Linked DNA regions of Homo sapiens: region 1 is linked to region 2. The links are chromatin loops, found by intact Hi-C in ENCODE. Cell type or tissue: OCI-LY7. All regions are shown on one strand. Links, peaks and the distances in the headings refer to the core of each region. The heading gives the core; the rest is flanking DNA.

What was found. Peaks named below come from ENCODE experiments on the same cell type or tissue, not always from the same donor. Only the 100,000 strongest peaks of a DNase experiment are listed, where the experiment ranks them.
Region 1: it touches region 2 in a loop (8-fold over the local background); 3 of 110 quality-filtered maps call a loop at or near these places.

The regions. Positions count from the first base shown.
Region 1 is chr15:56,527,787-56,537,972 of GRCh38, forward strand. The region is part of intron 1 of LOC105370832 (a long non-coding RNA gene); the gene reads right to left. Among named protein-coding and RNA genes, the nearest start is that of MNS1, 68 kb to the left of the region's middle. In OCI-LY7, for the core only: a CTCF peak has its summit at 5,096; DNase peaks (open chromatin) are centred at 5,085, 5,555, 6,145 and 6,775; H3K4me3 peaks cover 2,765 bases; H3K27ac peaks cover 5,392 bases.
Region 2 is chr15:56,604,835-56,615,020 of GRCh38, forward strand. LOC105370832 (a long non-coding RNA gene) reads right to left here and starts at 762. Exons shown (of 4, transcript XR_007064652.1): 1 at 542-762. In OCI-LY7, for the core only: no CTCF peak of the experiment used is centred there; DNase peaks (open chromatin) are centred at 2,937, 3,477, 3,777, 4,387 and 1 weaker place; H3K4me3 peaks cover 4,309 bases; H3K27ac peaks cover 5,957 bases.

The DNA.
Region 1 (10,186 bases), core at 631-8,630, 77 kb before region 2:
TTTATGGTAAGAGTAAGAATATGTTGGAAGAATAATAAAGGTCAGGAGAGGAAATCTGACCCTTCTGACACTAGGAGATAGAAAAAGGGAACAAGAAACAGTGGCCTCCAGAGTTTTTGTTTTTACTCTCTTCTTGGGGCAAAGCATTAGGACAGAATGGTTATGAAAACATCCGGGTAAACTGAGGGGCATACGCACGAAGCAGGGAGAAGTACATCGGAAAGACTGGAGCTTGCTTTTGTTCCTGTGTGAGCTGGTTCTGAGTTTGGGGTCTTGAAGGCTTAAACCTGGCTTGGAGTGGACTTCTCTGGCCAGGGAGCCAGATGGACCTAGTTGGAGCCCTGCCTGGTAAGGATTGAGGGGCCAGGGTCTACAGGACTCAGAGCCAAGGGAAGTTGAGAAAGCCAAGAAGCATGTAGACCGGGAGTCGGCAAACTATGGCCCATGGGTCAGAACCAACCCGATGGCCTATTTTTATAAAGAAACACTCATTTGTTTACATATTATCTTTGGCTGCATTTCAGCTGCAGAGTTGGGTAGTTGTAACAAAGACCATATGATCCACAAAGCCTAAAACATTTACTGTCTGTGGCCCTTTATGGAAAAAGTTTGCCAATCTTTGCCCTAGACCTTATGAAAGTCTACAGAACACACTGCAAGGAGGCAGACAGGGAATAATGCCTTGGAAATCAGAGGAGCCTGAGGATACAGGCAAGTCAAAGGAGAGAAACTCCTTTCCTTAGGAGGTCACAAAACATAAGTCAGTGCCCACCCTCCAGAGCCGAGACACCATGCTGGAGAGAAGCTGGAGAAGGGACTAAAAACTGAGCTAAGAAGTTCAAGAGACTGGACATTTTTACCTTGTATTATCTAAAGGGATAGTTACATTATTTCATTGCATTGGCTTGAATATAGTCTCCAATGGAGCGGTTGATATTTACGAGGAAGTCCAGATCAGTCAGAAGTAAAGAAATTGTATTTGCTCCAAACATCACACAATGTAAGTTTTATAACCCACCTACCAATTTATAGATTATGAGGCCTGATAGAAACCTTAGAGATACTTTACATTCTTCTATCGTTGTACAGATAAGAAAACAGTGTTCCTGAAAGACCATGTTCCTGTAGATAGGTAGAAAATGAACTGACACCAGAATCCAATCCCCTGACCCAATGGCTCCAAATACCCGGTATTCAGGGGGGATGTTTAGTGTTGTATCCTCAAGGCACTGGTAGGAAAGAGCATGCTCAAACGTCAAAGAAATGGAGAAAGTTTGATAAAGAAACTGCTTATAAAGGTATGGCGAAGGTTTTGGTATACCAGCAGGGAGAGGGCAGTACACCAGGACTAGTGACGTGGGGAGACCTTACCATCCAGGGACTGGGACAAGGGGAGGGGGCCGCTCAGAGAGAGACCAACAAGATGGAGAAAGGCAGCTAATTCAAAGTTCTCCCATAGGGCAAAACTCAGGGAAATACATGTCCTGACTTATTCACTCTCTTTCTACACTTTAGTCTTCCTGTTAGTTTATTTCATTTTTTCATCCATAATACATGGAAGCCCTATAGAGTGGTCTACAAAATTGAGCATCCCAAGACACAGAAGAGTGGAAATAGTATCTAGAGGGGAAAACAGAAAAAAACTGAGCATCATCATATAAAATGATACCTGGAAGCATGCCTATCACGGAGTAGGCACTCAAATCTTTTTAAAAAGAATAAATGAATGGATGAATTTTACTGTCGATCAAGTCATTCTTATGAACTTTTATGGGATCCTTGCCAAGTACAACACTCATCCAACAGACCATCAACCCCAGAAGAAAAGTTCTAGTGAGAGATATCTCTTCCCCACAAATAGAATATGAAGGTCCCTGGCTGTAAGTGTTATCAAAGATAGGCTTTGGATGTGTGATTGTATTCGATTTCTATCGCTGCGTAACAAATCACCACAAACTTAGCAGCGTACAACAACACAAATTTATTATCTCACAGTTTCTATGGGTTAGGAATCCTGGCACAGGTTAACTGGGTCCTCTGCTCAATCTCACTGGACTGAAATCTGGGTATTGGCTGGGTCTAGGGTCTCACCTAGAGCTTGAGGTCTTTTTCCAGGTTCATTCGGGTTGCTGGCAGAGTTCATTTCCTTGCAGCTGTAGGACTGAGGTCCCTGATTCCTGCTGGTGGAGGAACAGCTGGGGTTGCCCTCAGCTCCTAGAGGCTGCCCTCAGGTCTCAGCTATGTGGCTCCCTCACAAGCCCTCTCACACTTCCACTCTCTAGGGCCCACCCACAAAATCTCCCTTTTGATTAATGAAAAGTCCATTGCTTAGTCTCCTGGATGTGTGATATCCCATCATATTCACCGGTTCTGCCTGCACACAAGGGGAAGGATTATACAGGGCATGTGCACCAAAGGGTGGAATCTTCAGGGCCATTTTGGAATTCTGCCTACACAAGTGATGCAAGTTCTCATGCTCTTCTAAATTCCCAGATTTTATTTAAAATAAACAGTTTATTTACATCCTGACTCAGAACCCTTAAACCCTAGGGTTTTAAATTTTTTTTTTTAATCAGGAATATTTCCAGACCACTTTGTCATTTCACAGATGCGTGGAGAGGAGGCTGAGCCATCATTGGCTGTGCTTACATTTTAGAGCCATTTTTCTGATGAGGGAGTGTGGTGGATCTGCTGTCATTCATAAGATAGAAAAGAAGAGAAAATGATTGCTTTGAATTGTGGAAATATGATTATTTAAAACACCAACTTCCTTATATATTCTGATCACTTTTTTATAATTGAACCACATTTGCTTGGCTTTGAAACTTCACAAGCATGGTAGCCAAAAGTGTGTAATAATTTGTAGACAAAACCATGAAGAGTGAAACCAACTACTTGTATTTTTGGTATAAAGCAATCAAACCAAGACAGCATTAATAACCAAATAATGTTTAAACTTAATACTCCCCAACAAAGTATATTTTATGCTTTCTTAAAGGATGTCTGTGAGATAGAAGCAGTCATACAAATGGCCAAATAAAACTATTTTTAAAGATTTTGTTATTTAAAAATGAAGTAAATTTCCTATCTTAAAAATCAACATAGATCTCTTACAAGGTGAGGTCATATTGATTGCAGACTTTTTAGGACCCTAAGGAGGAATTATTTTCCATAGACACTGTGCATATTTTCTTTGGATTTCATGAGAAAAGATTAAGTATTACAACATGCACTTAAAGTTTTCTTTCAGAATCTTTGCTGTTCTACCGAGGCCCAGGGAAGAAAGCAGTAGGGGCAGCAGGGTGGCTTCGGCTGTGTCCCCATTAAAGCTGCTGTTTTGGCCTGGACCAATTTCGTTACTGCAATGATCATATTTTGCAAAAAAATCCATTAATGGATTCAGTTTGAACAGTGTATGATAAAGTGAGGGGCAGAAATTGCACTGATTATTTTATGAAGTCCTCACTCTCCAGCCTTCTCTAATCTCTCACTACGCCCATGCCCTAAAGCATCAAGCACAGGAACTTAGGGGAGAGAAGAAAGAAGAAGAGGGCAGGGAAAAGAGAATTACTGTGGGAAGAACTGTGGAAATCGCACAGAAATGGTTTTTAACTCTTCAGAAATTGAATGAACATAAAGTTTTCATGTTCAGAGCTAGAGAGTATTCACCTGATTCTACCTATTCTCACATCCTAAATACAATCATTTTTACCTAAGTCAAAAGGAGTTATCACCATTACATAAAGCTACTATTGACCACTGAAAATAGCTAATATATTTAAGGAGGTATCTGCCACAAAAGTAGATAACTTTTAGGAAAGAAATTCAGGGAACTTTCTTCTTACAATATAGACAATTTGCATTCAAAGTTTGAATTGTTCATTAAAAATGATTCAAGTGACCATCTAACACTGAAGATAGAAATTTCGTTATAGGACTTGGGGATTTTAATCTTACCTAGAGTGTTTCCACGGAAGTAGGACAGGGAGGGCAGTTTCTTACCTTTTCTGACATCCGTTTGCTGTAACTCACACCATCAAGACCAGCCTAGTTTTCAGTTGGGATTCCATTTGTTTACAATGTATAGAAACCCTTGTAGGTGGGTCAGCCAATGGGCTAATCTTTCTAGGGCTAACCAGTCCAGGACTAAAGCAACTACTCAAGGAAGCCATTAAGAACCCGCATTCCCACTTATGTCCTTGGGATGTTACTTTCATCCTCACAGTCATGAGAAAGCCACCATTTCCACCAGGCACCAGAAGTGGGAACCATGCCCCCAAAAAAGTGTTAGCATAGCCACTCCACAAGAAAGAAAAAGAAAGGAGAAGGGCAGCGGTCAGTGCCGGCTTTATATGGCAAACAGTAGTTTTCCTGGAGGCCTCCCCCAAGTTCACTTTCTATTGCATCTCATTAGGCAGGACTGGATCATGTGGTTACCCCTAGCTACAAGAAAGTGACTTTTAAAAAATTGGCACACAGCTGCCACCATCAAAATGGGGTTCTGTTAATATAAGACAGGGGTCAGCAAACTTGTTCTATAAAAGACCAGATAGTAAATATATTAGGCCTGGCAGAACATACAGCATCTGTTACAACTACTCAATTCTGATCTTGTAGCATAAAAGCAGCCATAGGCAATACATGTGAGGCTGCGTTCCAATTAAACTTTATTTATCAAAGCAGCCAGAAGGCTAGATTTAGCTTGTGGATTGGAGTTTGCCAACTCTTGATATGAGAGAGAAGAAGGATATTAGGTAGGCAACTAGCAGGATCTCCCATCCCACCTCCCTGTTTTTAATCATCATTCTCTACCCTCCTTTCCTACTCTGCAGTGTAGTTCTTGAACACACAAAGAAAATACAAATCAGCAAACATGGCATTCCACGTTTGGAAGGAATACAGCTTCTGGGCTGTCACAACGCTTGGTTTCTAATCCTTTCCCAACATCGGTGTCTGTGATTCTGTGCAAAGTGAAGCATAGCTACTCTGGTATCTCAGTCATGTCATTTACTCAAGTACAGGAAGACCCCACAGCGCCAGAGTCTAGAAGTTACAAGGAAAAGTGAAGAAGTGGCTGTCACAAGATGATGAATTGTTGCCCTCTGAAGTTTTGAATTGGATCTTACAAGACAAAACCGGACAAACCAAGGAAACTTGGTAATTTTCTGTGCTGCAGAGCAGCCACCTGGCAAATATCACATTGCAACCACCAACCCTTGGCAGAGGTTGGAACAGCAGCTATAATTATAAAGAGCAGGGAGGAGACTCTAAAAATCTCTTCTGAGTGGCAAAAATTCTGAAAATCAAGATAATTACAACATTAGCTCATCCTGATTTGCTTGGCTATTTATAGATGAGAAGAAGCTGATGCACTGAGAGCTGTTTCTTTTTTTTTTTTCTTTTCTATTTGCATTAAATCCTGTGTGGCTCCTCTCTGAAATGTGTGCATATGCTGAGTCCATGTGAGATGCCACCACTGGCACTTGTCATAAGAATTAAATCCCTCTCAAGCTTGTTTACAGCTCAGCACTTGTCATACTGCTCCCTTGAGCTTCATGGCTGGTTGGGTTCTTTTTTACCCCAGCTCTGCGGAAGATTTAATTTCTTTTTTGTTTATGTGTGTACTTACCCTTGCAGGTGCAGGATAGAAAAAATTGCTGTGCCCAGATGTTTTGAAGCTGCAGTAGCATATATACAGCTCAGATTAAATAGAAAAATTGCATAAGATAAAGCAGGCACTTCGAGTACAGTATTCTACAGGGTATTTGATAAACCTATCATGTTTTCTTGACAATAAGACTCTTGAATATAACTTTAGAAACAGAGGAATGTTTTAAGGCATCACCAGCTCAACTCATTTGTAGATGATTTTACAATGAGATTTGTCATTTTTGAGCAGGGCCTATTACATTTACCCCATTTTCAACTTAGAAAATATCTTCCCAGAACAGAACAGTCTGGGAATTGGGTGGAAACAACACCTAGCAAACTGTCTCAGCTCATTACTGGATTAGTTAGACCTCAGGGATCTGAGGCCAGATTTTGTCTTAGTTTTGGAACACAGCAAACATAACCCAAGCACAAACAACCCTCTTGCTACTCGTTGAGCTCTGTGCTAATATGCAAAAGCCCTGCCTGAGTCACAGATGGAAAATGCTTCTACACACCCTCAGTTTGGATTTTCATTTACCCAATGCAATGGGTTAACCTGTTTTGCACACAGCAACTGTCAAATAAGACAAGGAGTTCAGCTCAGGAGAAGAGAATAATGCTCAAAATTCTTGACTCCCCTTCAACAGCCTCCAACAATTGTTTCCCAGCACTGCATGGAGGCAGCTCACCACCTTTGGCAAAGCCTAGACTGTGATGCTTGTCATGAAGGCCTATACAATACACCCAGCTCTGCTTTGTGACATAGTCCCCGTGAGGGCCTGGGGAGAATGTTACCATATTTAGCTTTCCCAGGAGGTGTGGAAGAGTTCCCAGCTGTCCTGCTTAAGATGTTGGTTTAAACCAAATCCTTCATCTGCCTTTGCTCATGAAGCTAAACACCCACAGTAGAACTGGGAAAAGAGTACCTTAGGCCTCAGTTTATTTGTAGAGAGGAAAAGGTTCACACAAAAAAGAGAAAAAGAGATGCTCTCCCTTTTTAATTTGAGTGCCAGTCCTGGATCCCCAGTTGGCAAAGCCTTTTATAGTCATTTCTGCCCCAGAATTCTGCATCTGCAAGATCAGAGCTTATTAGTATTATCTCTTACTCTTCCTCCCAACATTGCCACTAGAGACTGTAAAAGGTTCAGACTATACACACTGAAAGGCAAATGGCTCTTGTTTAGCTATCATAGTGCAGGGTTTTGCTTGCACTAAAAGACATATATTCCTCTAGCCATACCAATAATATTAAACACTCACTTCACCCCAAAATCCTCTAGAACCTCAGTAGAACATGGAGAATATATTAGAAATCTGTATCTCTTATAACAGACCATATGTGAGTTACTATTTAGAGTAAGTCAAGAATACAGTTATATCCCACATAACAATGTTTTGGTTCGATGCCAGACTGCATATATGATGGTGGTCCCATAAGATTATAATGGAGCTGAAAAATTCCTATTGCCTAGTGATGTTGTAGCCATGGTAACTTCTTAGTGCAACACATTAATCACACGTTTGTGGTGATGCGAGTGTAAACAAACCTACTGCACTGGCCGGTGAAAAAGAATAACACATACAATTATGTGCAGACATAATACTTGATAATAAACAACTGTGTTACTGATTTATGTGTTTACTATGCTATACTTTTTAAATTATTGTCTTAGAGTATACTCCTACTTATTAAAAAAAAAGGAACTGCAAAACAGCCTCAGGCAGGTCCTTCAGGAGGTATTCCAGAAAAAGACATGATCATAGGAGATGACGGCTCCATGAATGTTAATGTCCCTGAAGACCATAAGATGTGGAGGTGGAAGACAGTAGAACTGATCATCCTGACCCTTTGTAGGCCTAAGATAACGTATGTGTTTGTGTCTTTGTTTTTAACAAAAAAGCTTAGAAAGTGAAACATTAAATAGGAAAAAGCTTATAGAATAGGATATAAAGAAATATTGTTGTACATCTGTACAATGTGTTTGTATTTTAAGTATTACAAAATAATCAAATAGTTAAAAAAAGTTTATAAAATAAAAAAGTTACAGTAAGTTTAGGTTAATTTACTATTGAAGAAAGAAAAAAATTTAGTGTAGCCTATGTGTACAATGTTTATAAAGTCTACAGTAGTGTACAGTAGTGTCCTAGGCCTTCACATTCACTCACCACTCACTCACTCAGAGCAACCTCCAGTCCCACAGCCTCCATTCATGGTAAATGCCCTATACAGGCGTGCCATTTTTAATCCTTTATATTCTGCCTTTACTGTACCTTTCCTATGTTTACATATGTTTAGATAGACAAACATTTACCATTGTGTTACAATTGCCTACAGTATTCAGTACAGTAACATGCTGTACAGATTCGTTGCCTAGGAGCAATTGGCCATATCATATATCCTATGTGTGTAGTAGGCTATACCGTCTAGGTTTGTTTCAGTACTGTACACTCTGTGACGGTTGCACAACGACAAAATCGCCTAACGATGCATTTCTCAGAATGTATCCCCATTGTTAAGTGACTCATGACTGTATTAGGGTCCAGGAGGCACCCTTGGTTTCATAGATCATGACAGTGATATTTATGTTTGTAGGCCATTGATCAATATTGACAACACAACTATCATAAAATGTAGAGCTCTATTTGTGTTTTCTCACTTTAGTTTGTTCAAAGTAGCCCATTGCACACTGATTATTCTCAAAGTAGGAAGCCTATGGATTCTTCAGGATAGAGTGGGACTTCGTGAATGAAATTTTTTGTTTTTTTGGTAGGGTAATTTACATCTTTAATAGGGACTATTATAAAAACTTGAAACATACTGACCTTGTACATCGAAGCCCCATTCAACATCAGACTATGGACACTAGGGCCATGGCCACACTAACTTGTAAGAAGGTGGAGCTCAGAGGTGGTCCGCTCCTCACTCTCAGTGACGTGTGAATCCAGATGATGACATCAGCAGACCAAATAGCATCTGCTCTCCTTTCTCCTCAAAATCTTCACAACCACATATGCAAACACACAGGCACATACTTGCTAGATCTAAAAATTAGTTTATGTGAAATATTGAACACTTCTACTGAGAGTCAGACGTATTGTCTTGAGAAGTAACACAGTGAAGCTACTCTGTTTTTTTTTTTTTTAATGTGTTTATCAGATTCAGTTGAGCCTGGAGTAAAGGCATGAGGAAGGGAGCCTCCAGCTGACAGACTCTGTTAGATCACAGAATAAAAGAAGCTAGAAAGAAGTCTGGAGACAAAGAGTGCTCTTTAGAGGGATGAAGCAGAAAGGGGACAATGGGACATTCTGTATGTACTTTGCCTGCTTCAAAACTATGTCTTAGAAATTCGGCTAGTAAACAACAAGTCAAAGCCAAGCTAAAGTCAACTAGAGGCAACCCCACTGTCTCTGAACCCACAAGTTGGGACGGGCTAAAGCTTTTAAGACAATTGTTTGTTTCTTCTTTTCTATAAGGGTAGTCCGAATCTGCCTTTCCAGCACATCTTCTGTTACTCCAATCCTGACCTAATGCTGGCCCCTTTTCTTGAATACTCCATGCAATTCTGGGCGTTCGTGACTTAGCTCAGGCTGTTTTCTCTCTTTAAAAACTCTCTGGGCCAGGCATGGTGGTTCATGCCTGTAATCCTAGCATTTTGAGAGGCCAAGGCGGGCGAATCACTTGAGTTCAGAACTTTGAGACCAGCCTGGGCAACATGGCAAAGCCCCATCTCTACCAAAAAAAAAATACAAAAAATTACCAAGGTGCCGTGGTATGTGCCTGTAGTCCCAGCTACTTGGGAGGCTGAGGTGGGAGAATCATCTGAGCCTGGGAAGTCAAGGCCGCAGTGAGCCATGATTGTGCCACTGCACTCCAATGTAGATGTTAGAGTGAGACCCTTTCTCCAAAATAAAAATTAAATTAAAAAAAAATCTCTTTGCCATCCTATTTGAAAATCCCTACATATCTTTTACACCCAAGCTCAAAGATATTCTCTCCTATGACATCTTTCTTGGGCAGGTAAATCAGTTCCTCCATCGTGTTTCCAGGATATGTTTTACACATTTATTGCCTTATATTGGGATTGAGTGTTGCCTTCCCATTAAGATGAACTCCCAGAGAGGAGTGATGGCATTTAATCATCTATGAATCATCAAAGTTTAGTCCACAGTAGGTGCTCCATACATACTTAATTAACAAATGAATGAATGAATAAAGCATTGCAATTTTTAAGGGAAGAAGCAGATGAGGACTTAGCAGGTGAGAAAGTTCCAAACAAAGTGCTAATGAATACTCCAGCCACTTTCTTGCAGAAGTTCATCTTTCACTTCCAGGCATTTGATTCTCAACATTTCTGTCCTTTTCCAAATTAGAGCTGTAACCCAGGTAAGTGTCAAAGCTTAGAAAAACCATGGGAAAAACCTTGGGATCCTGATAAATTTGAAGACAAACTTAAACTTCAGTGAAGTGACAACATTGCCTGCTTAGGTTATTTCTTTATGCATTTAAGAGAGGTTTATCTCTCCAAACCCAGCT
Region 2 (10,186 bases), core at 921-8,920:
GTGATTGCCAGGGGATAGGGAAAGTGGGCAATGTACAGTAATTACTTAACGGGTATAGAGTCTCACTTTTACTAGATGCAAGAATTCTGGAGATGAACTGTCACAAGAATAGACATATAGATAAATGGAATAGAACTGAGAATCCAGAAATAAACCTATAGGTATGGCAGATTTTTTTCATTTTTTGTTGCTATATATATGTAAGATAAAATTTACTCTTAACCATTTTCAGTGTACAATTCAGTGGTATTAAGTACATTCATATGTCTATTCTTGTGCCAGCACCACACTGTTTTGATTACTGTAGCTTTATAGTAAGTTTTGAAATCAAGAAGTGTTTGCCCTCCAACTTTGTTATTCTGTTTTGGCTATTTGGGGCCCCTTACAATTCTATAAAGGTTTGAATATTGGCTTTTCCATTCCTGAGAAAAGAAAGGCTATTGGAGTTTTGACAGGGATAGCATTGAATCTGTAGACTGCTTTGGGTATTGCCATCTTAACAATAGTAAGTCTTCTAATCCATGGACTCGGTATGTCTTACCATTTAATTCGTTCCTCTTTAACTTCTGCCAGCAATTTTTTGTAGTTTTCAGTGTCCAGGTCTTTCACCTCTTGGTTAAATTTATTCCCAGGTATTTTATTCTCAGATCTATTGTAAGTAGATTGTTTGTTGTATTAGTCTCTTTTCACGTTGCTATAAAGAACTACCTGAGAATAGGTAATTTACAAAGAAAAGAGGTTTAATTGACCACAGTTTCACAGGCTGTACAGAAGCTTGGCTAGGGAGGCCTCAGGAAACTTACAATGGTGGTGGAAGGTGAAGGGGAAGGACGAACATCCTACATGCCTGGAACAGGAAGAAGAGCACAAGCAGATGGAGGTGCTACACACTTTTAAACAATCAGATCTTGTGAGAACTCTATCATGAGACAGCACTGCGGGAATGATGCTAAACCATTAGAAACCATCCCCATGATCCAAACACCTCCCACCAGGCCCCACCTCCAACATTTGGCATTACAATTCAACATGAGATTTGGGTGGGCACACAGAGCCAAACCATATCAATTATTTTCTTGGTTTCCTTTTTGGGTTATTCATTGGTGGTATACAGAAACTCAAATGATTTTTGCACGTTGATCTTGTATCTTACAAATTACGGAATTTATTAGCTCTAGTAGCTTTCTTGTGGATTATTTGGGATTTTCTACATATAAGATCATATCATCTGTGAATAGTTTTACTTTTTCCTTTTTAATCTGGATGCCATTTTATCTTTCATCTATCTATCTATCTATCTATCTATCTATCTATCTATCTATCTATCCATCCATCCATCTATCTGTTTTGGCTAAAACTTCCAATACAATGTCAAATAGCTGTGGTGAAAGCAGGCATGTTTGTCTTGTTCCTGATCTTGGGGAAAAGGATTTTAGTCTTGCACCACTGAGTATGATTTCTGCTACGAGTTTTTCATAATTGCCCTTTCTCATGTTGAGGAAGTTCCCTCTCATTCCTAGTTTTCTTGGAGTGCAGTGGCACGTTCTTGGCTCACTGCAAGCTCTGCCTCCCGGGTTTACACCATTCTCCTGCCTCAGCCTGCAGAGTAGCTGGGACTACAGGTGCCTGCCACCACGCCTGGCTAATTTTTTGTATTTTTAGTAGAGAAGGGGTTTCACCGTGTTAGCCAGGATGGTCTCAATCTCCTGAACACGTGATCTGCCCGCCTCAGCCTCCCAAAGTGAGTTTTCTAAGTTTTTATCATGAAAAAGTGTTGGATTTTGTCAAGTATTTTTTCTGCATCAACTGAGATGATCATGTGGCGTTTTTACATTCCATTAATATGGTATATTACACTTATTTTCTCATGTCAAAACACCCTTGGATTCCTGGGATAAATCCTATTTGGTCATGGTATATAATCTTTTAATATGTTGTTGGATTTGGCTCGCTAATATTTTGTTGAGAATTTTTACATCTATATTACTTAGGGATATTGCTCTGTGACTTCCTTTTCTTGTGAGGTCTTTATCTGATTTTGGTATCAGGGTAACGCTGGCATCAAAAACAAGTTAGTAAGTGTTCTCTTCTACTTTTTGGAAAATTGAGGATTGGTGCTAATTCTTCTTTAAATGTTTGGTATAATTCACTGATGAAGCCATCTGACCCTGGACTTACCTTCATTGGGAAGTTTTTGGTTAATGTTTCACTCTCTTTACTTGTTATACCTCTATTCAGATTTTCTATTTCTTCTTGAGTCGGTTTTGGTAATTTGTTGCTAGAAATGTGTCCATGCCATCAAGGTTATCTTTTTTTGGGCATACAATTGTTTAGAGTATTCTCTTATAATCCTTTTTACTTCTGAAAGGTCAATAGTTGTGTCCCCACTTTCATTTCTGATTTAGGTATTTGTGTCTTCTTATAATACTTGATTAGTAAGTTATTTTTCTTAAACTAGCCAGAGCAACTATTTTTCTTAAGCTAGCCAGAGCAGCTTTTCTGCATCCTAAAAATAAGAAGCCAGAGTATCATAGAAGGCATTCTTGACTTGCTCTTGGTTTGGTGGAATTATAAAGTTTGCTTCTACCTGAAATTTCTCTACTTAGATTCAATTTCTATGGACAGTTTTAAACAACATGTTGGCCTGGCAGTGAGAGTGCTTACATGTCAAATTTGTTAGGTTTTGTTTATTTGTTTTATGCATAGTCTCCCTTACTATTGATGTTAATTATAAAATTATTTTAAGAGTTGCAGTTCCGGGTAAGGTGGAGTAAGCACACTCCACTTTGACTCTCCCACTGAATGCGGCTACAAAACCTGGACAGAATGCATATAACAATGTGGAAGGACTGTGAATACAAGATAATAGTATGAAGACTAAAGAACAACGAAATTTGAAGTGGAGTAGACCTAACTGGTAGTGAATAGACCCTTTTCACCCCCCTTTAGTATTTCTCAGTGTGGATTTAAGGCAATCTATAATGTGGAGATAGGTATTGGTATAGCTAGAGAAAGCTTCCAGAGAAGCCTTCTACTCAGGATCAAAGAAGAAGATAGAGATCTCCCGATAGCTACAGGAGCACCAAAATTCTGAGAGGGAGAGGGTTACTTTCCAGAGGTGCTATAGTCTCAAGAGAGTGAGGTGAACACCATTTCTTTTTAAATTCTAACTTCCCTCCACTTATCCCTGGATATGAGTGCAGACATGAAAAATGTAGGGCAGGATGGGGGGTAAATAAAGCCACAGTATTACAGATGGAAGATCAAAAAAGAGGCTTAAGGGACTGGAAGTTACTGGGGAAAATACCTAAAGGGAGGATCTTTGGAAAATTACCAGATAATGTTGTTTATGAATTTCTGGTATCACTTCTGAGGGATGCATGTGTGGTTCTGATCATAAACCAACATACCAAAGACTGAACTAAACTAAGAGATAAACCACATGCCAGGTTTCAGAATGGCCACTGAGCAGCATACATGTGTGACAAATTTGAATAAAACTGAAGGCTTTGAAAATGAAACTGACATTGAAACCACAACCCACAGAAGCTGGTTGGAATTTGCAGCCAGAACCCAATAAGGTCAATTGCCTACTAAAACAAATATATCAACATTCTCCATAGGATTTAAATAAACCCAGAGTCCCTTAACATTATATTTGAAATTTCCAGGATACATTCCAAAACTACTTAGTATATGAAGAACTAGGCGAATCTGAGCTCACATGAGAAAAAGATGATCAACACACACCAATGCTGATTTGACACAGGTGTTAGAATTATCTGACCAAAATGCTAAAGCAGCTATTATTAGTATAAAGGTGCTCCAGGAAGTAAGGACATACACTCTTAAAATGAATAAAAAGATATAAAGTCTCAGCAAAGAAACTGAAGACATAAAGAACCAAATGATAATTTGGGAACTGAAAAAAATATGTAATCACTAAATTTTTTTAAAAAAATCTCACTAGATAGTCTTAATAGCAGAATGGAGATGACAAAAAAATGAGTCAGTGAATTCGAAGATAGGTTAATAGAAATTACCTGATCCGAAAATAAAGAAAATATTTCTTAAAAAAGTAAAGAACCTAAGGAGCCTGTGGGACAGTACCAAAGGTCTAATGTTTGTGTTATCAGAGACTGACAAAGAGGAGAAAGGAATAATGTCTAATATCATTTCACATCCACTAGAATGGCTACTCCCAGAATTCCTGAAATTAACATGTGTTGGCAAGGATGTGGGAATTGGAACCTGTGGATTCATAATTAGGGAAAAGGAGTCAGGCTGGCTGGACACCAAGGCAAAGCAAAAAGAGAAAGCAGATAAGCTTCAAGTCTGCCTTTCTTCATGGTCCACTACACATTGCCCTCCTGGGTCCAACTATCATCAGACACCTGCAAGTTAGCTCACTGCAACCTTAGCATTATCAGTATTGCCTGTAGCACTCTTCAGCATAAGAAGCATTCTTGTTCTTATTTCCTTGTTTCCTTGCAGTCAGCTACTCTTCTGCTGATTCCACCTATAGCTCCCTGGCAACGTACTTTTATACTTTCTTTAACCAATCTGCCTTTCTTTACCTACAACTATCTTGGTAAATTCTTTTACCTCTGTGCCACCAGCCCAGACAGTCATCGCGCACCCAAGACGGAACCCTTGTAAATTGCTGGTGGGAAGTTAAAATGGTGCAGCCACTATGGGAAGTTTGGCAGCTCCTCAAAATGTTAAATATAGAATTACCATATGACTCAATAATTCCACTGCTCAATATATACCCCAAAGAATGGAAAACTGGGGCTCAAACAGATACTTGTACACAAATATTCCTGGCACCATTATTCCCAATAGCCAACAGGTGGAAACAACTAAAGTGTCCATCAAAAGATGGACAAACAGAATGCACAAAATTTGATATATATGTACGATGGAATATCACTCAACCACAAAAAAAGAATGAATTCTGATACATGCTACAACATGAAGTTGAAAAACTTATGCTAAGTGAAATAATTCAGACGTGAAGACAAACACATATTTTATAAGGTATCTAGAATACACAAAGTCATAAAGACAGAAAGGATTAATAGAATTGAAATTACTAGGTACTAGGGGCAGGGGGAATGGGGAGTTATCGCTCAATGGGTAGAGAGTTTCTGTTTGGGATGATGAAAAATTTCTCAAAATAGTGGTGATGGTTGCATAAAACATTGTTTATATACTAAATGCCACTGAATTATACACTAGAAATGTCAAAGTGGTAAATTTTATTTTCTGTATATTTTACCACAATAAAAAGGGGGAGGATAAATAACAGCAAAAAACTCCTCCCATATTTTGCAGAAGATATAAACTTACAGATTCAAGAAGTTCAGTGAATCTCAAACAGGAAAAATCCCAAACAAATCCACAACCAAACACTGTGAGAATTGATTATATGAATTGGAGTTATCATGCCCAATTAAATTAGAGTCAGGAGACCAGGGGAAGAAAAGAAAAGAAAAGCACTCAGGGCACAAGTGCCTGCCCAGGGACTGTCTCCTAAGCCAACTGCCAAAATGATCTGCTACAACCTTAAGACTATTTTTACCTAGTAGCTGCTAAGATGAACTGCCATGACTTTAAGCCTAGTTTTACCTACCCATCATTACTCACCAATCAGAGCTTATGAGCTCCCAAAAACTTTCCTAATGCCAATGAGTTTTCTTACAAAACAATACATAACATTTCTCTAATAAAACCCCCAACCTTTTCTCTGCTCTTTGAAGATACCAAAGACCACCCTGGTCTGTGTACATGCCCTGAATGGTAATTCCGTTTTTCCAAATAAAACATTTTCTTTAGAGTTTCATCTCTATCATTTTATTTGACTTTGATAACACCATAATCAAATTGCTGAAAACTAAAGACAAAGAAAAAATTTGAAGGTAGCCAAAGAAAAACAATGCCTTATCATAGAAAAGAACATTGATTCACATGACTACTGATTTATCACCAGAAACCAGAGAGACTCAGATGAAATGGCACATTTTTTAAAGTGCAGAAACAAACAAAGAAAAAAATCTGTCCACCTAAAATTCTATAGACTATTAAAATTATTTAAGAATTAAGATGAAATAGACATCATTAGAAAAAGGAAAACTAAGATCATTTGTTGTCATCAGATCTGCTCTAAAATAATTATAAAGAAATGTCTTCAGCCAAAAGGAAATAGTACCTGAAGGAAACTTGGTATATTATGCATAAAGGATGAGCAACGAAAATGGTGGCTACCTAAGTAACTATAACAGACTATTCTCCTCTTGAGTTCTTTAAAATATATTTGATGGCTGAAAGCAAAACTCGTAACATTATCTAATGGGCTTTTAATGAATATAAATGTAATATGTATGACAACTATAATGTAAAGCATGGAGGATAAAAGAACATACGTGGGTGAGGTTTCTACATTCCAGTTGAAGTAAAATATTGATTCCAAGTAAAAAGTGAATATGCAAATTGTGCAGCTACTCTGGAAAGCAGCTTGCTGGTTTCTTGTAAGTTAAACATACACTTACCATTTGACCCAGCAATCCTACTCCTGGGTATTTACAACAGAAATTAAGACATATGGTCACACAAAAATATGTACATGAATGTTTATACCAACTCTATTCATAATCAAACAGGAAACAACCATATGTCCTTTAATGGTGAATGAATAAACATATTATTTATAGAATGGATTACTACTCAGTAATAAAAAGGAATGAACTATTGATACATGCAACAACTTGTACAAATCTCATAGACCTTATGCTGAATCAAAGTCTCAAAGTGTTACATAATGTATCAGTCTGTCAGAGGTGTTCGAACCAGGGTGACTCCGTCTTGAGTGAGGGCTGGGAAACTGAGGCTGGGACTTGCTGGGCTGCATTCCTAGAAACTAATGTATTCCTAGCCTCTAGATGTTTACGGTTAAGGGAACAGATGGATAATGTTTACTAAACAGATCCAGACTTGGGAGTGTCCTGATATCCTGCTATCTTGAGAAGAGAAGCATTCCTAGTTTTGCTTTAATGGTAATATCGATTATTGTAAAATACAGTAATTAAGAAAATTAATCCTTTATCACAAACCCTTGTAGCAGAGCACATCTCCCAATGATTTTTTTTATCCTATATATATAGACAAGTATCGTACCTAGGGTGGACGTGTTCCTCCTCTTACTTTCGGGAATGCCCTACTCTGTCTATGGAGTAGCTGTACTTTAATCACTTTACTTTCTTAATAAACTTGCTTTTGCCTTGCACTGTGGATTCGCCCTGAATTCTTTCTTGAATGAGATCCAAGAACCCTCCCTTGGGGTCTGGATCGGGATGCCTTTCCTGTAACAATTTCATTTATGTGATATTCTCAAAAAGAAAAACTATCAGTGGTTGAAATATAGCAAAAACTGAAGACCTGAAAAAAGAAATGAATTCAGAGTAGAAGATTTTAACTCACCTTATCCAGTAATTGATAGAACAAGTAGTCAAACAAAATCAGTTAGGATATAAAAGTTCTGAATAACAAAATTAAGAAAATTGACCTACCAGATATATGTAGAATATTGTACCCAACAACTGCAGAATATATATTTGTTTCAAGTGCATATAAAACATTTACCAAAACTGGCCATATACTCAGCCCTAAAGACAATCTTAATATATGTCAAAGGCTAAAATTATGGAAAGCATATTCTCTGATTTACCACTACACACCCATTAGAATGGACAAAATTAAAGAGACTGACCATACCAAGTGTTAGTGACAATTTGGAAACAACTGCAACTCTCATACAATGCTGCTGAGAATATAACAAAAAGCCCCTTCGGAAAACAGTTTAGCAGTTTCCTAAAGAATTAAAAGCATACTTACCATGCCACCCAGTCATCCTATTCCTATTTACCAAAGGTAAATCGGAGCTTATGTCCATACACAGACTTGCATGCGATGTTCAAAGCAACTTATAATAGCTAAAAACCAGAAACAGTTTGTATTTGTTTTCTGTGCTGCATGACAAATTCCTACAAATTTAGTGGCTTAAAATAGGTATTTCATTTAAATTTATTTTTGAATAGATAATTGGGTAACAGTTCAAAATGTGGTGCACTGGCCGGGCGCCGTGGCTCACGCCTGTAATCCCAACATTTTGGGAGGCCGAGGTGGGCGGATCACCTGAGGTCAGGAGTTCGAGAGAGAGCAGCCTTGGCAACACAGTAAAACCCCATCTCTACTAAAAATACAAAAATTAGCTGGGCATGGTGGCAGGCTTCTGTTATCCTAGCTACTCGGGAGGCTGAGGCAGCAAAATCGTTTGAACCCGGGAGGCGGAGGTTGCAGTGAGCCAAGATCACACCGCTGTACTCCAGCCTGGACAACAGAGCAAGACTCCGTCTCAAAAAACAACAAACAAACAAACAAAAAATACATTGCCCTTTAGCTATATTGGGTAGCAGGAAGGAAACTGAGAAATGAAAAACGTCTATTAAGTCTTTCTTTATATATATGTATGCATCACTTAACTGGTTGTGATTGGTACATATCTAATCCTAGTCAAAAGCCCAGGCTTTTGAGAGTCAGACTACCTATTTGGTTACACGTAACTAATTTCTTATTCACTGTGTATCTCAACTTTCTTATTTATAAACTAAGATACTAACAGTTTCTACTTCATAAGGCTTTTGGGAAGATTACAGCAAATAATCAACGTAAAGTACTTTTAGCTTGGTGCCTGCCATATAGCAAACGGTTAGTAAATGTTAGCTATACAAAATATTCACCTTAAACTCATTTTTAGAAAATAAGAATAATTCAAAAGGAACTAAGCATCCAAATGAAGCAGCTAGAAAAAGGACAACAAAATAAACTGAGAAAAATGTGTGAAGAGGACAATTTAGGTCAAGAGTGCTGTAAATTCAACACTGAACTCTCCCCCTTCTCTACAAATGTGAATTATAGATTCAATTAACAAGAAAAAGACAGTTTCATGCATGCCCAGATACAAAATAAGCATTTATTTGGGTCAGAAACAGAAGGCGGCAACCTAGTAAGGTGGGGCTAAAGCGGCAGCCCTGCCGATGTCTAGGTCCAGGAAGCAGCTAGGGGCCACTGGGAGTTTTTACTCCTTTGATGTAACGAAAGCACTATGTATGTGGCATGGAACCATGGTACAGCTGGGGTCTCTGTGTGAAAACAGCTGTGATCACTGCCTGAGGTTACTGCTTCTGTAAACCTGTATAACTTCATGGTTGGGGGTGGCATAAGAGAAAACTGCACAGAAATCTGAGCAAAGCTACATACTGCTTCAGATGCTGAGCCAGCTGCCACTTTGAGACTGGAGTTTCTAGCCACTGAGGCATAATTTTGGAGTAGAGTCCTAGACAACTAGAGGGGAGAAACCACAGAACTACTAGACAGGGAAGAGGGAGCACAGAAAGAGGCAAAGGAAAAAAAATACCACTTAAAATGAATCTGCAGATGAAAACGCCAAACCACCCAATAAAAATTATTAAGGAGAGACAAGAAAAAAATTCACTGAAAATAACCAAAAATATTTTAAAGTTTTCTTAAATAGGTCTTTAATCTGGAAAGAGAGAGAAAAAAACACTCTGGAGAAAAACTAATTGAAGGCAGAACCCAGAGAGATGACTTCTTCCTTGAGACGTTTGCTGAGCTGGATGAACCTGAGCATGGGTTTTCACAGCCTTGTCAACAGAAGATGGAAAATACAGTTTATATCTACGAGTAGAACTTCACACAATGCTGAAATCACAAGGATCTACCCTTTAGTATAAGGGTGAATTAGAAATACTTACACATTTCCCCAACTGAGGCAGGAGAATAGGGTCTGGAGGCAGGGAACTGAAGGCCATTTCGTGCTGAATCAAGGAAAAACACCAAGATTTGGGGGCACGGAATCTGAGGTCAATTTATGCTAACTTTCTAAAAGAGAAAACACCTGGGTCTGGAGGCAGGGAATCTAAGGCCAATTCAGGCCAACTTCCTAAAGCTAAACCAAAAGGTAAAATTCCATCTCCCTACAACCACCTGAGTAGCAAAGGATCAAAGGCTGCTGTCCCTGCCACCCTCCCCTTCCACCATGTCTCAGATGGAAAGGGAGAGTGCCTTGGATTGGCCTTGGGGCCAAGCAGGGACCATCCCTTCATCT